Regions from separate parts of the Homo sapiens genome. Here regions 1 and 3 are each linked to region 2. Evidence: chromatin contacts called from ENCODE Hi-C or POLR2A ChIA-PET data. All regions are on one chromosome and are shown on one strand. Each heading gives the region's core, a stretch centred on a gene start or an enhancer-like site at or near the end of the contact. The rest is flanking DNA. Distances are from core to core; before and after follow the strand shown. Region 1 overlaps AP1S3 (adaptor related protein complex 1 subunit sigma 3). Region 2 holds the start of SERPINE2 (serpin family E member 2). Region 3 has its middle 160 kb from the start of SERPINE2.

The links. A loop is a pair of places that touch in the nucleus more often than their neighbours do. ChIA-PET counts read pairs that join two places held with the same protein, here RNA polymerase II (POLR2A). Pooled maps may share reads with other maps.
Region 1: POLR2A ChIA-PET joins it to region 2 with 12 read pairs in activated naive CD4-positive, alpha-beta T cell. The contact joins the enhancer-like site here to the promoter of SERPINE2 in region 2. A Hi-C loop is called at or near these places in 4 of 50 pooled maps. POLR2A ChIA-PET finds 5 or more read pairs at or near these places in 2 of 52 experiments (activated CD4-positive, alpha-beta T cell and activated naive CD4-positive, alpha-beta T cell).
Region 3: a loop to region 2 is called in a map of dorsolateral prefrontal cortex, with 2.9 times the contacts of the local background. The contact joins the enhancer-like site here to the promoter of SERPINE2 in region 2. A Hi-C loop is called at or near these places in 1 of 168 maps with a recorded cell type or tissue (dorsolateral prefrontal cortex) and 7 of 50 pooled maps. POLR2A ChIA-PET finds 5 or more read pairs at or near these places in 2 of 52 experiments (A549 and PC-9).

The regions. Positions count from the first base shown.
Region 1 is chr2:223,803,246-223,807,210 of GRCh38, forward strand. All of the region lies in intron 1 of AP1S3 (adaptor related protein complex 1 subunit sigma 3), which reads right to left. Among named protein-coding and RNA genes, the nearest start is that of AP1S3, 32 kb to the right of the region's middle. Within about 2 kb of position 1,951, at least 4 of the 41 ENCODE cell types and tissues checked have a DNase peak (open chromatin) inside an H3K27ac peak, as active enhancers do.
Region 2 is chr2:224,037,014-224,041,470 of GRCh38, forward strand. It overlaps SERPINE2 (serpin family E member 2), which reads right to left and starts at 2,273. Exons shown (of 9, transcript NM_001136528.2): 1 at 2,086-2,273. LOC124907991 (a long non-coding RNA gene) reads left to right here and starts at 2,389. Exons shown (of 2, transcript XR_007088103.1): 1 at 2,389-2,529. RefSeq lists a silencer at 2,439-2,733.
Region 3 is chr2:224,194,182-224,198,493 of GRCh38, forward strand. No RefSeq gene overlaps it. Among named protein-coding and RNA genes, the nearest start is that of SERPINE2, 160 kb to the left of the region's middle. Within about 2 kb of position 1,955, at least 2 of the 41 ENCODE cell types and tissues checked have a DNase peak (open chromatin) inside an H3K27ac peak, as active enhancers do; they include dorsolateral prefrontal cortex, where a contact is called at or near this core.

The DNA.
Region 1 (3,965 bases), core at 701-3,200, 230 kb before region 2:
TCTTTCAGAAAGTTAAAGCTTTATTCAAACTTAAATACAGCCAATTAATTTTTTAACTTATATGCAAGATGAGTCAAGAGGAGCTAAAATGGTATGCAAAATGCTATCAATTTCATGGCACAATTTTAGTGTTACTAAATGTTACTGCTCAAAATTCCATATGTAATTGCTTTTTGCTTCTTGCAACAACTCATTGGTTTTTTCCTAACAGCATGGCACTTAGGATGGTGGTAAAGGTGATGTACTCAACGAAAATTGTTCTTAAAAGTCCCAGGATGGCTGGTCATGTAATGCCTTTGTGATGAAAATTGTACACCTGAGTTTAGAAAATAATGTAGGAAATTTGAAGTCACTAAAACAAGGCAGAGGAACTATAAAGATGGAAGTATCTTGGGAGGCTGAGGTGGGCGAATCATGAAGTCAGGAGATCTAGACCATCCTGACTAACACCATGAAACCCAGTCTCTACTAAAAAATAGAAAAAATTAGCCGGGAGTGGTGGCGGGAGCCTGTGGTCCCAGCTACTCGGGAGGCTGAGGCAGGAGAATGGTGTGAACCTGGGAGGCAGAGCTTGCAGTGAGCCGAGATCGCGCCACTGCACTCCAGCCTGGGTGACAGAGCGAGACTCCGTCTCAAAAAAAAAAAAAAAAAATAGATGAGAGTATCAATTCCAAAAGGTACTTAATAATGAGTGCAATTTTCCTGACCTTTGAAAGGTGAAGTGGACAGCACAAATGTAAAGTGCAAGGATGACTTTATTCAAACTTAAGTAGAATGTTGAATTATACAATCCACCCTACCCTGCATCTCTAATTTCACAGGCTGAACAATGCTCCTTTTCCAAAGAAAAAAATGAGTGTGAATGAGAGTCAGGTAAAGCTAGACATGTGAACCTCCCAATTGATGGCTAGTTTCGTGCTCTTAAATTTAGGTCCTACCCCTGGCTCCAGCAAGACAGAAGCCACCAGCCAGGCAGTGGCTGAGCACAGATCCCACACCCTCCAAAGTAGCAGCTACAGATCTTTGCTGCCAACCTGGGGATGTACCCACTAATTAATTTCACAATGCACCCTCAAGTAAGCACACTTGCTTTGCCAATGCCAGAATTTCCTTTCTTCTAGTTTTCCAGGTCATTGATTATAATGACAGGAAGATAGAAAAGATGAGGATCAGCCCAGTATGGTGGCTCATGCCTGTAATCCCAGCACCTTGGGAGGCTGAGGTGGGAGGATCATTTTAACCCAGGAGTTCAAGACCAACCTGGGCAATATAGTGAGACTCTATATCTACAAAAAAACTTTTTTAAATAAATTAGGCCAGGCATGGTGGCACATGCCTATAGTCTCAGCTACTCAGGAGTCTAAGGCAGGAGGATGGCTTGATTTTAGGAGGCAGAGGTTATGGTGGCGTGGAGGTTGCAGTGAGCCATGTTCATGCCACTGCACTCCAGCCTGAGTGACAGAGACTGTTTCAAAAAAAAAAAAAAGAGGTTTCTAGAAATTACTAGAATCTTCTAGATCAAATGAAAGGCAGGAGAGTGTTTTTAGTAAGGATATTAATGGTAAAATCTGCAAATTATGTTTGGGCGTCCAGTTCAAATATCTACATTTAGGAAAAGACTGAATTTTGCAGCAGTGTTACAGGGAATTGGCAGATCTGGTTCTAGTTGGTTGAAAAACACCTTAAACTAACAATAAAAATGATTTAGGCTTAAAACTTACACACATACAACCGTGAGTCAAATGAAAATAACCTGTAAGAAAATATTTATTAGAGAAACAACAGCAGAAATGAAGTTGCCTCAGAATAGCACAGCAAAGAAAAAGACAGCATTAGGCAGAAGCCTTAAAAAACTCATCAGCGGGCTTAGGAAGAATGAAATAGTGACCACTGCAGCTTTAGCATGTTATGGGCCAGATGCCGAGGCTCACGCCTCTAATCCGAGCACTTTGAGGGGCTGAAGTGGGTGGATCACCTGAGGTCAGGAGTTTGAGAGCAGCCTGGCCAACATGATGAAACTCCATCTCTACTAAAAAAAGAAACAAAAATTAGCTGGGCATGGTAGCGGGCACCTGTAATCCTGGCTACTCGGGAGCCAGAGGCAGGAGAATCGCTTGAAACAGGGAGGCAGGGGTTGCAGTGAGCCAAGATCGCACCATTACACTCCAGCCTGGTGACAGAAGCGAAACTCCATCTCAAAAAAAAAATTGTTATGTACAATTTCCCAAAATACTTCTGAAGATTATGTTTCCTGCCTTTCAATTATAACATGCAATGCTACACTTCTGATGTCAAGATAAAATTTAGCCTCAAAATTTATTCTGCTAAATCATCCACCAGGTACTTTATATATTTATCCAACACCATTCTAATTTACTTTAACAAATAAGTGCTAAAGCCTTATTATAGTTCAGAACTATGTCTAACTTCTTATACGTCTTAACGTGTTTTGAAATAGCTGGCATTTCTTAAAGGTTGATCCTCAAACTGCTTTGCTTTGAAGTTTCAGTGAGTTTGGTTATTTTTTCCTTTTGCTTTATTCTTTTTTACCCATGTATTATACATAATTATAATTTTCTCAGAACTTTTACAAATAATTATTATTCTGAGGTTAAATTTGAATATGTTCTGTGCCTTCACTAGGCTGAGTATACCAGAAACCTCCATTCCTAACACTAATTGGCCAACTGCAGAAGCAAAAATGTCACAGGAGTTGGCACTCCACTAAGAAAACGTTTTACCAAATTACAAAGAGAAAGAGAACTAAAAAGAACATCAGACTCTCAACTTCTAGAAAAATAAATATAACGCCAAACTTGGGTCAAACACAAGAAAAACTGCATACCTCTCTGGCAGGCAGCCTTGTCAAGTCAAAAAGAAACTAGACAAGTTCCAGTGCAGTAGATGACCACGTTTTCACTGTTGAAAGCACCAAGCCCAAATAACACCTCCTGGTAATCACGTCAGGAAATGCAAATGCATGCCATGTGAAAGGAATGGTCACATTTCACTTTTTTATATAAACAAAGGAATTTTTTTTTTTTTTTTTTTTTTTTGAGATGGAGTCCCACTCTGTCACCCAGGCTGGAGTGCAGTGGTGGGATCTCAGCTCACTGCAAGCTCCGCCTCCCGGGTTCACACCATTCTCCTGCCTCAACCTCTCGAGTAGGTGGGACTACAGGCGCTCGCCACCACGCCCGGCTAATTTTTTCATATTTTTAGTAGAGACAGGGTTTCACCATGTTAGCCAGGATGGTCTCGATCTCCTGACCTCGTGATCTGCCCACCTCAGCCTCCCAAAGTGCTGGGATTACAGGCATGAGCCACCGCACCTGGCCAACAAAGGATTATTTTTATGTCATTTTAGCTGTATATGACATAATTTAGATTGTCCTTTTATTTTCTTACAGTCAGAAGTTACCTTTATACTTTCAATATTTAGAATATGTATACATTCTTATAGATAAAAACATATACCTGTGTGTGTGTGTGTGAGAAAGTGAGATCATAAACTTTCTTTTTGAGGTCCTAATTATTTCAGCCTTGTTCATGTTTATCTTTATAACATCTTAAGAAGAAAATTAATAGAATAAACAACATTGCAATGGCTCTCCCAGAGCATAATTTCAGGTGGTTTTTTCTACATTTCTGTTTTTTTTCTAAATTTTCTACAATAATTATGCATTACTGTCATAATTTTTTAAAATTTAATTAAAGATTGCTAGAGAAATACAAAATAGGCTGGGCACAATGGCTCACCTCTGTAATTCCACCCTTTGGGAGGCCAAGGTGGGAGGATTGCTTGAGCCTAGGAGTTTGAGATCAACCTGGGCAACATGGCGAAACCCCATCTCTATTAAAAATACAAAAATTTAGACAGGCATGGTGGTGCACACCTGTAGTCCCAGCTACTCAGGAGGCTGAGGCAGGAAGATCGCTTGAGCCTGGGAGATAGAGGTTGCAGT
Region 2 (4,457 bases), core at 1,023-3,522:
TTTATAATTCTACCTTATTCATTTATCATACATTTTACAACATATTATGTTTGCTTTTAGTTGGTTTTCTCCCACAAGAATGACAGTTTCAAGCGAGCAAGGATCTGCTCTATTTACCACCTATGAGTATCCAACAAAGTACCCAGACACAGTAGATGCTTAAGAAGATTTATTGGATGACTGGGTAAACACAGAAAAGTCTGTACAGGGGAGATGGGGGAGGACGTGAGGAGATACTTATGACCTCTATTCTCCTGGTAGAATGGGCTACAAAGTCACCTGCCAAACCCGCAAGAGGAAAAGCATTGGAGATCGCTTGCATTGAAGATTACAGTGGGAGTCCGGTTTGCAACCCGGAAGGAAGGAGCTTGCGGGTTGGAGGCACTAAGAGTTTTCAGAAGTTGAGCATCTCAAGAGAGGGCAAGACTTGGAGGTACTTAGAGGACTTGGTAGCTGGAGTACATGGAAGACACTGGATTTGAGACAGTCAAGGAAGTGCGCATCTAGAGCGTCCCCCACATGGACTTTAGGTCTAGAGGAGGAGAAATAGCCCAAGAGCCAAAGTCCCCATGCGATGGGAAAAGAACTGGCTGGAAGAGGACAGCAAGGCTGAGATGCACCCAGGGACGTGGCCAGGTCACCACCTCATTTCCAACTCTACCACCTCAAACAATCTCTGACTGGTATTTAATCACCCTTGTGTGGAAGTGAAAATTAGCTTTTTTTGGAGACAGTACTTTTAAAATTAAACTAATATGAAGTTCATGGGACACGGAAATTTTCTGCATAGATTCATTTTTGTTTTTAGAATAAAATACGATGACATTTTCATGACCTTCAGTAATTGCCCTGCATGGTACGATATTTTCAAACATTATTTTAACAAAGAATCAAAATTTGGGGGTTAAAAGAAACCTTAGATTACTCAGGTTAGTACCTTCATTTGCATAGCCAAAAATTTTTCTATTGAAATACTGCAAATAGCAAATAAGTACTGATTTAGACCTTCAGATAGTGTTGAAACTGTCTTCAATTTTCGAAGTGTGGTTTAGGATATACAAATTAGCAATGTTGACAATTCTTCCAGTTATCTGTGCTCAAGTTTTGATATAAAATCTTCAAAGTACACAATTATCACATATATTGTTCCACAACAATTCAGACAAATAAACGGCTTCTTGGCTTGAAAGAGGAAGTCACACCTTCGAACACCTTTTTATGCTGATGCTAAATATAAGAACGTCCCCTGCAAAGTAGCCAAAGCAAGACAGCAGCATTCGAGATTTCTCCAGAGACACACACACAAAGAATGTGTTTCGTTCATTAAAACACTAAAACCTTCAACAGCATCTTCCATAATACCTGAAGGTGGAGTGCTGTCTTATGTAATAGAAGCCTTCCTTCCCCGCTCAGTTTGTGGACACATTAAATGCCTAATTCCTTCCAGAATTTCTGAGTACCGTACTTTCATTTTACCTGCAGTCACTCATCCGCCTCGCAACTCCCGTTTCTACAGATGATGAAAATAGCAAAGACCTGCTCGCTCGGGTTAAATCGGCTGCCAGAGGCCAAGTTAAAGGCTTTCCCCACACCGCGCGTCACCTCCCTCTGCCCAGGCAGAGGTAACAAGTAAGAGTGCGCCAGTCTCTCCCCATCCGGCGGCGCGCAGCCTAAGTCCGGGGTAGGGGTTGCCGGCGAGCAGCTGGAAACCTCAGGTTCAGGGTCAGGGCCGGCTCGGATGGCCGGGCAGGAGCCACGCCGGCCCCGGTGCTCCCAGCTGCGGGTATCACTGGACGCCACCCCGGGGCGGCCCCGCCTTGCCCTGCCCGGGTCCCGCTCGGGGCTCCCGGCGGGCGGGACCGGGATGCCCGGCGAGCACCCAGCCCCGGCCAAGGCGGCCCGCGGGAGGCTGAGAAAGTTCTCTGCTCCCCGACGTCGGCGCCCCAGGGTCCCGCTGGCCCCGCAGCTTCCCGGCCGGGCGCAAGGTCAGGGAGCAGGGCCGGTGGCGCGCGGAGCCCCGGGGAGCGTCCCCCGCCGAGGGCAGCGCCGGCCGCGCCCGGGACTCACCGCGCAGCCTGTACTCACCGCGCTCGCTGGATCCCCAGGGGGCGGCCGCGGAGGGCGGTGCGGCCGCAACCGGAGCGGGAGCCTGGTCTCGGCGGCGCGGGGAGTCGGAGGACGCAGCCAAGCGGCGGCGGCGAGGAGGGTCACAGCCGGAAAGAGGCAGCGGTGGCGCCTGCAGACGCCGCGCAGCCCGGGCAGCCCCACAGCGCAAGCTGGCTGCCGCGGCGGCGGGGGCTTTATCGGCGGCGCCGCGCGGGCCCCCGCCCCTTCCTGCCGCCCCCGCCCCCGGCCCGCCTTGCCCCGCCTTCCCGCCGCCTCCTTTGTGTGGCCGCGGGCCGCAGCGTCCCCGCGCCCGGCCTCCAGGACGCCCCCTCTCCGCCTGCGACTTCTCGGATGCCGCCCCGCCAGGGGTCCGTGTCGTGGGGCTGCGCCCGGAACGCGCCGGGGAGACGCGCAGACCCCGAGGTGCGGCGCCAGCCCGGGCCCAGCTGCACGTGGGTCTCCCGGATGGGGGTGTGTGAGGTGGCGGGGGGAATACCAGGGCTCGTACCGCGTCCCTGAGACGCAGGGCATGTCGTCTTGGCTGCCCCCTGGAAGAGACAGAGGGCGCCCTGAGACAGCGCTCAGTCCTCCGGGTGATGGGGAAACGGTGCCAGGACGCGGCCGGGAAGGGGCAGATAACCCCTCGAGGCGTTTTGCAGGGTGTCCTAGAGCTGACTTCTCCCTGCCTAGGGGACAGAGGAACGGCGGCAAGTCGCCTTAGGCAAATACAGACGAGGGGAACCAGAAAACTGGATTCCCGGCTATGGTGATAGCATGAGGTACCCGCAGCGTCCTGGGAACCCAGCCCTTCTCAGCCGGTAACCACTGCTGCTGGGACCCGGTGCGCGATAGACAGGCACATACCCCAGGGGCCTGCAACAAATGACCGTCCCGCTCCGGGCTCTGTTACCTGGACCTCTCTTAGTTGGTTCCTCCTTTGCCTCTAGTTAGGTTTCTGGGGACCCAAGGACCCAACTTTAATGACAGTAATTTATGTAGCCGTTAGTGTAGAATCGTCGCTAGCAGGCAGACGGCCCCAACAGCGAGGAAGAAATGTAAATCTCCCTATACACAGCCCTGGATTAAGGGTACAGCTACTGATGAGAGCCACTTGGAAGATCAGCCTGCAGTCACCCCTTGGCATGCAGGTGGCCGTGCCAGAGTGTGCACGTGTGTGTTGGGGAAGGGGTTGCTCTGAAAAGTGTAAAATCTGGACCAGCCTAAGGGTGTTCTCAGTCTCTCATAGAGGGAAACAGGCTATGGGAGGCTTGGTCCTAAAATAAGGAGCAAACAGTCTACAAAAATGAGCATCTGTTTAATTATTTTACAGTCATACCAAATATTTATATTCAGTTACAGGGTAACTTTCTTATTCTCTGTGCCTGAAATGCTTTTTGTCCCAGGATCTTCTATGTTGTCTGCATCCTTACACTTGAGGTCACAACTCAAATGTCCTCTCCCCTAGGAAGCCTCCCCTGACCACTTGAGATAAAGTCACTTTATCCCCTCTAACCTATGACTTCCTTCATAACCCTCATCATGAATTGATTTTTTTTTTACCTTGTTTCTTGCTAGTTTTCTTCTACTCTCTCTCATTGGAATATACTCCCAGAGACCAGGGAAGAGAAACTAATTTCAATATTGTTTCCAACTCACTCTATCCCTAGTGCCTAGAGCCATACCACACATATAGCAGTTACTCAATAAATTTTGTTGACGAGTGGATGAACTACTAGCCAAGTGACTTTTAGACATGCTAAGAACTGTTTCAGTGACAGTATTGTGCTTGGTCCAGTCAGGGCGGTGTGGGCTGGAGCTGGGAACAATTCAAAGGAGGGGGGAAAGCCCACAGGTGTGAATGAGCTCGTTCAGTGTGTTTGAAAAGCTGGGAGTATCCTCTTCCAGATGGAAGGGAGTCATTCAAGAAACTACTGGAGAAATAACTGGGAAATGTGGGTGAAGCCAGATTATTATGAAAATGTGCCAGAATCCCTGCATCCATTTCTGTCTCAATCACATTTCTAAATTAAAATTTGTAATAGAGGTAATTGTAGGCTGGCATGCAGTTGTTAAGAAATGATTCAGAGAGGTCTCTTTTACACTTTGCCAAGTCTTCCTCATGGTAACATTTTGCAAAACCATTGTATAATATCACAATCAGGATATTAACATTGATACGTTGATTCCTATCTCACACACTTTGGTTAATTATGTGTAACTTTAAATTTTTACTAAAGTTACTCAAACCAGTGAGAGAAATGCACAAAATTACTATTTTGAAGAGTTTCAGTCTCTTGTCTTGAAGGAGCCAATGTTTTTCAAGAAAAAACAACAACAAGCCTTTTTTGCTT
Region 3 (4,312 bases), core at 705-3,204, 160 kb after region 2:
TTCCAAAAAGCCACCCCACACAATATTCTCTTCTCATTTTCAGTTCTTCCTTGGAGGGTATATGGGACTTTAAAAGTCATGCAATCAGTTCTTGAAGAGTCCTACAATGTTGTCTGTCTTACTCTTTTTGCCTCATACTATGACTGGATGCCTCCCTGGGAGCATCTGATTCAATGTCCTGCCCACAGGGATGGATTGTGAAATCCAGTCCTGATAAAGAGCATAGTGAAGACTGGCAGAGACCTAGGGAGAAAGAAAGAAGTCACGCCAATGGCTCAGCAGTCACAATGTGGTCAAAGAATGGCCCCAGTGGGGCTATTTGAACAAGCACTAAGAAATGATACAGGGTGGGATTGAAAAGGTGTCTGCTGCTGACACAATCTGGTTTTGACTTTAAGAGCAGGTGGCTGAGGTAGAGTAGTGAAAAAAAGATCACTGATGTAGATGAAGATGAGTGTCTTGGCTGGATCTTCCAAGAGGATGTTGGAGATAAGAAGGAGTGACCTGGAGCTTGGTAGTTGACTCCCTGGTGAAGGGAAAAAGTGCTTAAGCAAGATTATTTGCATTTCAAAGGAAGAGGGGATTGAACAAGAAGGGACTGGGAACAAGCAGCTGGAAGTAGTAGCATTTGCAGGTAAGGAAGAGTTCCATCCTGCCTTCCTGCACTTGTGATATGTGGGGCTGGAAGAGATAAAAGGACATCAGCCTGAGGCAGCCACATTGGAAGCTGTGTCCTCAAAGGATACCCAGGCTTCATTTACAGGCAAGAAGCCAGAGGGAATCTTTGGGGAAGAGATTAGGATTAGAAGGAGCTGGCTGATCAGCATATTGGTTTAGACAAAAGGGTTTGGGAGCGGAGAAGAAAGAGAAGGGTCAGGAAGTAATGGAAGACAAGGGAGACACAGTAGGTACTTGAGTCCTACAAGGTTCTTTGTGGCTGGAAATTGATGCCTATGGTCAAAGCATGGGGCTCAACTTCCTCACGGTCAACTGATACCAGCTGCTCCACTGGGTCTAGCAAGCAAGTCACCTGGTTTTTCAAACCCTAATCTGACTATGTCATATATGCTACTTCCCCTAGCTTGAAGTCATAAAGACAGGACTGGTTAGTGTGATTTAGAGGGTTCTACACAGTCATCTCCATGCCTGCTATTCCACACCACCCTTTCTGGCCATCTTCTATCCCTTAAACTTTCATCCCTCTCATGTTCTGTCTGTTGCTGCAGGGCCTTTGCATATGCTGTTTGTCTGGCTGGAATACTACCCCCTCCACTTATCATTTAGTTAAACACTATTCAGCTTATCTGAAAGCTCAGCTCAAATTTCTCTTACTCCAAGCTGACTCACCTGCCCTCACTGACTGGTCAAATCCCCTTTATACAGTTGGTCATTTAGTGTCTTTTTAACACTTATCACAGTTACAACTATATGTTGTTTAAGGGATTGTTTGATTAATATTTCTCTCTTCCAAAAGACTGTAAGTACCATGAGGGCAGGAACCATGTGTCTTCTTTATACTAACTCTATTCCCCAGAGCATAGCACAATGTCTGGCATCTAGTCCTGCTTTTGGTGAATATTTACTTGCCGAAAGGATGAAGAATGGTTTTCACTGGCTGGCATTGGGGGGCTGGTGTGCAACTGGCCCCTGAAAGACCCAGCTGGTGAGCTCAGAATCACAGCACTGGTGCCTCCCAGGTCCTCTATTGGCAATGGATGTCCCGGCAGAAATGGGAGCTGAGCTCTAAAAACTCCAATGTCTCTTGAATTGCATTTACTTATTTTTTTAAAAAAAGATTTTTCTGAGGCTATTTTAGCAGTTGATTTTTGTAGTTTGGCTATGATTCAGTAATTTCCCTGAAAGACAGGGGCCCTGGACTGTTTCCCTGAAAAGAGGCAATCTCATCCCTCTTGGATAAGAGCACATTGTCTGTTCACAAGGGACCTTCAGAGCTCTGCTTCTTGGGGGAGAGCCCAGGAGATGCAGCAGCTGCAGACTCAGTATTCCCAGGGGGTCAAAGGTCAAAAGGTCAAGGGTGTCTTTCTGCAGGATACCCCAATCAACGAAGTCTAGCCAAAGAACTGTTTGCCTCCCAGTTCCTAAATTCAACTTCCTGCCCTAGGCTATGGGCACTGCCATTCTGAAGTTTCACTGTATTATGATTTGTAATATGAATAAACATGAGTTTTGATGTTGACTTGGGAGAAGGGCTCTCCTAGCTTAATGACCAGTGAGTGGTTTTGTGTTTGTTTTTTTTTTTTTTTTAATGTGCTGTTCAATCTCCAAAGGACCAATTGACTTGGAGAAACAGAATCCAAAAGTAGTTTGTTCTTTTACTGGGAACGTAAGTTCCCCATAAGCAGGACTCTTGTCATTTCCAGCCCTCTGTGTTGAATACACATAAATATGACACGAACAAATACCATATACTTCCCTCGTTGGGTCACTTTCAGCTCTTCCATCCAAATAACTGGACTCCAAAGTGGTACAAAACAATCATGAAAAGTGAATTTACTCACAGGAAAAAAAGTGAGCCATTTCTTGTCTGAATTATCATGTGGCCAGCAGGACCTCCAGAGAAGAGGCAGCACCGAAAAGGAAATATGGTACATGATATGGAGAAGGGCGGCTTCCAGGAAGAGCCATTTTCTTTGTAAGAGATGGAGTTCTGGCAGAGACAGGCATTCTGATCTTCATAAAGCCATGCCACAGAGTCATGGATTCTGAGACAAATACATGTTTACTAGTTGCCACCCCAGGGGTCATCTGTCAAAAGGCCAGATGAATCATCAAAAGCGTCAGATGAATTAATTGTGAAAAATAGAGTAGATAAAGTGAATCACACACAGAACTACTGAGTTGCAAAACTCTCAGTTTACTTAGAGAAGACCTTTCACTTATTCATTCACTGTTTTGTTTGTTTATTCAATGATAATTCATTGAGTACCTAAAATTGTGTTGAACCCTATGCTGGGGCTACAAGACAAATTAGGTAGACCGTTTCCATTTCTTCATATTTGCTCTTCCCAGCCATTTCAGATTTGTTTACATTATTGATGGATTCAAGGATAACATTAATAAATTTTCTAATTTATTCTAAGAGCAGCCAAGGTTAATTAAAGAAAAAAGTCATGAAAGAGAAAGAGGGAATCCTGGATGGCTGCTTGGCTCTTTAAACCTCAGTTTTCTTATCTGTGAAATATGGGGATCCATTACATGACATTACATAAAGTCTGTTCTGTTTTATAAACATACAGTGAAACCAACATTTTCTTAGAGATCTGATTGGACACTGATCCAGTCTTTACTGTTTTGTAATAAATTACCTTAAAACGTAGTGAGTTAAAACAACCTCCATTTTATTATATCTCATACCTTTTATCAATGGAGAATTCAGCCGAGACTTACAGGGGTGTATGGCCTATTCCACGTGGTGTCTAAGTTCACTGTGACATATTCAACTGACAGATGGGCTGGTCTGGAAGTACCGAGATAAAATCCCATGTTCAGAGGCTTGTTTGGGACGCCTGGGACACTGGGCTCAGCTGAACGGTCATTGTGGTATCTAGAGGTGGCTTTTCCAGCATGACAATCTCAGGGTAGCTGGAGTTCTTACACAGTAGGTAGCTCAGAGCTCCCAGAGTGTTCCAGGAGAATTAGGCAAGAGATGCAAGATTTCTTTTGAACTAGCCTTCAAATTCCCAGAACACCACTTCTGCCACATTCCATTGGTCAAACCAGCCCAGATTCAAGGGAAGGGGAGAAATAGACTCAACCTCACAATGGAAGAATTGCATGGGCCACAAGGAAGAAAGTCATTGATGGCAGCCAGCTTGGAGGTAAGCTACCATAGTCACCAGGAGCGTTTAAATGCTACAGTGCCTGAGCCCTGGCAATTAAAAATATAAGTCTCTCTGTGATCTTTGATTTCTCCTTCTCTTCCTATAAGCTAAATCATGGAAAGTTCGGTAAAATACCTCGTGATTACAAGTGATTCCTGAGCATGGATGGAATCTGATATGAAAATACTTAGATGCGCTTTACATTGATGAGAAAGATCTGGGAAAATTTTAAAAAGTGCAGAAGGCACGTAAGACATTAGGTCTCTTAGCGGTTGCATGGATCAGCTCACAGCCCCTTCTCTCCATTTTGAAACCTCTAGTGAAAGGGATTTCTCTCCTAGACCCTGTCCTTGTACTTCCCATGGTGTTTATCAGGTGTCTGAGGATACATGTCGCTTTTCAATCACAGATTTCCAAAAACCTGAAGCTTTGATTCCTCTGCTTCTCCCACAAGGCATTAACAGGTTCTC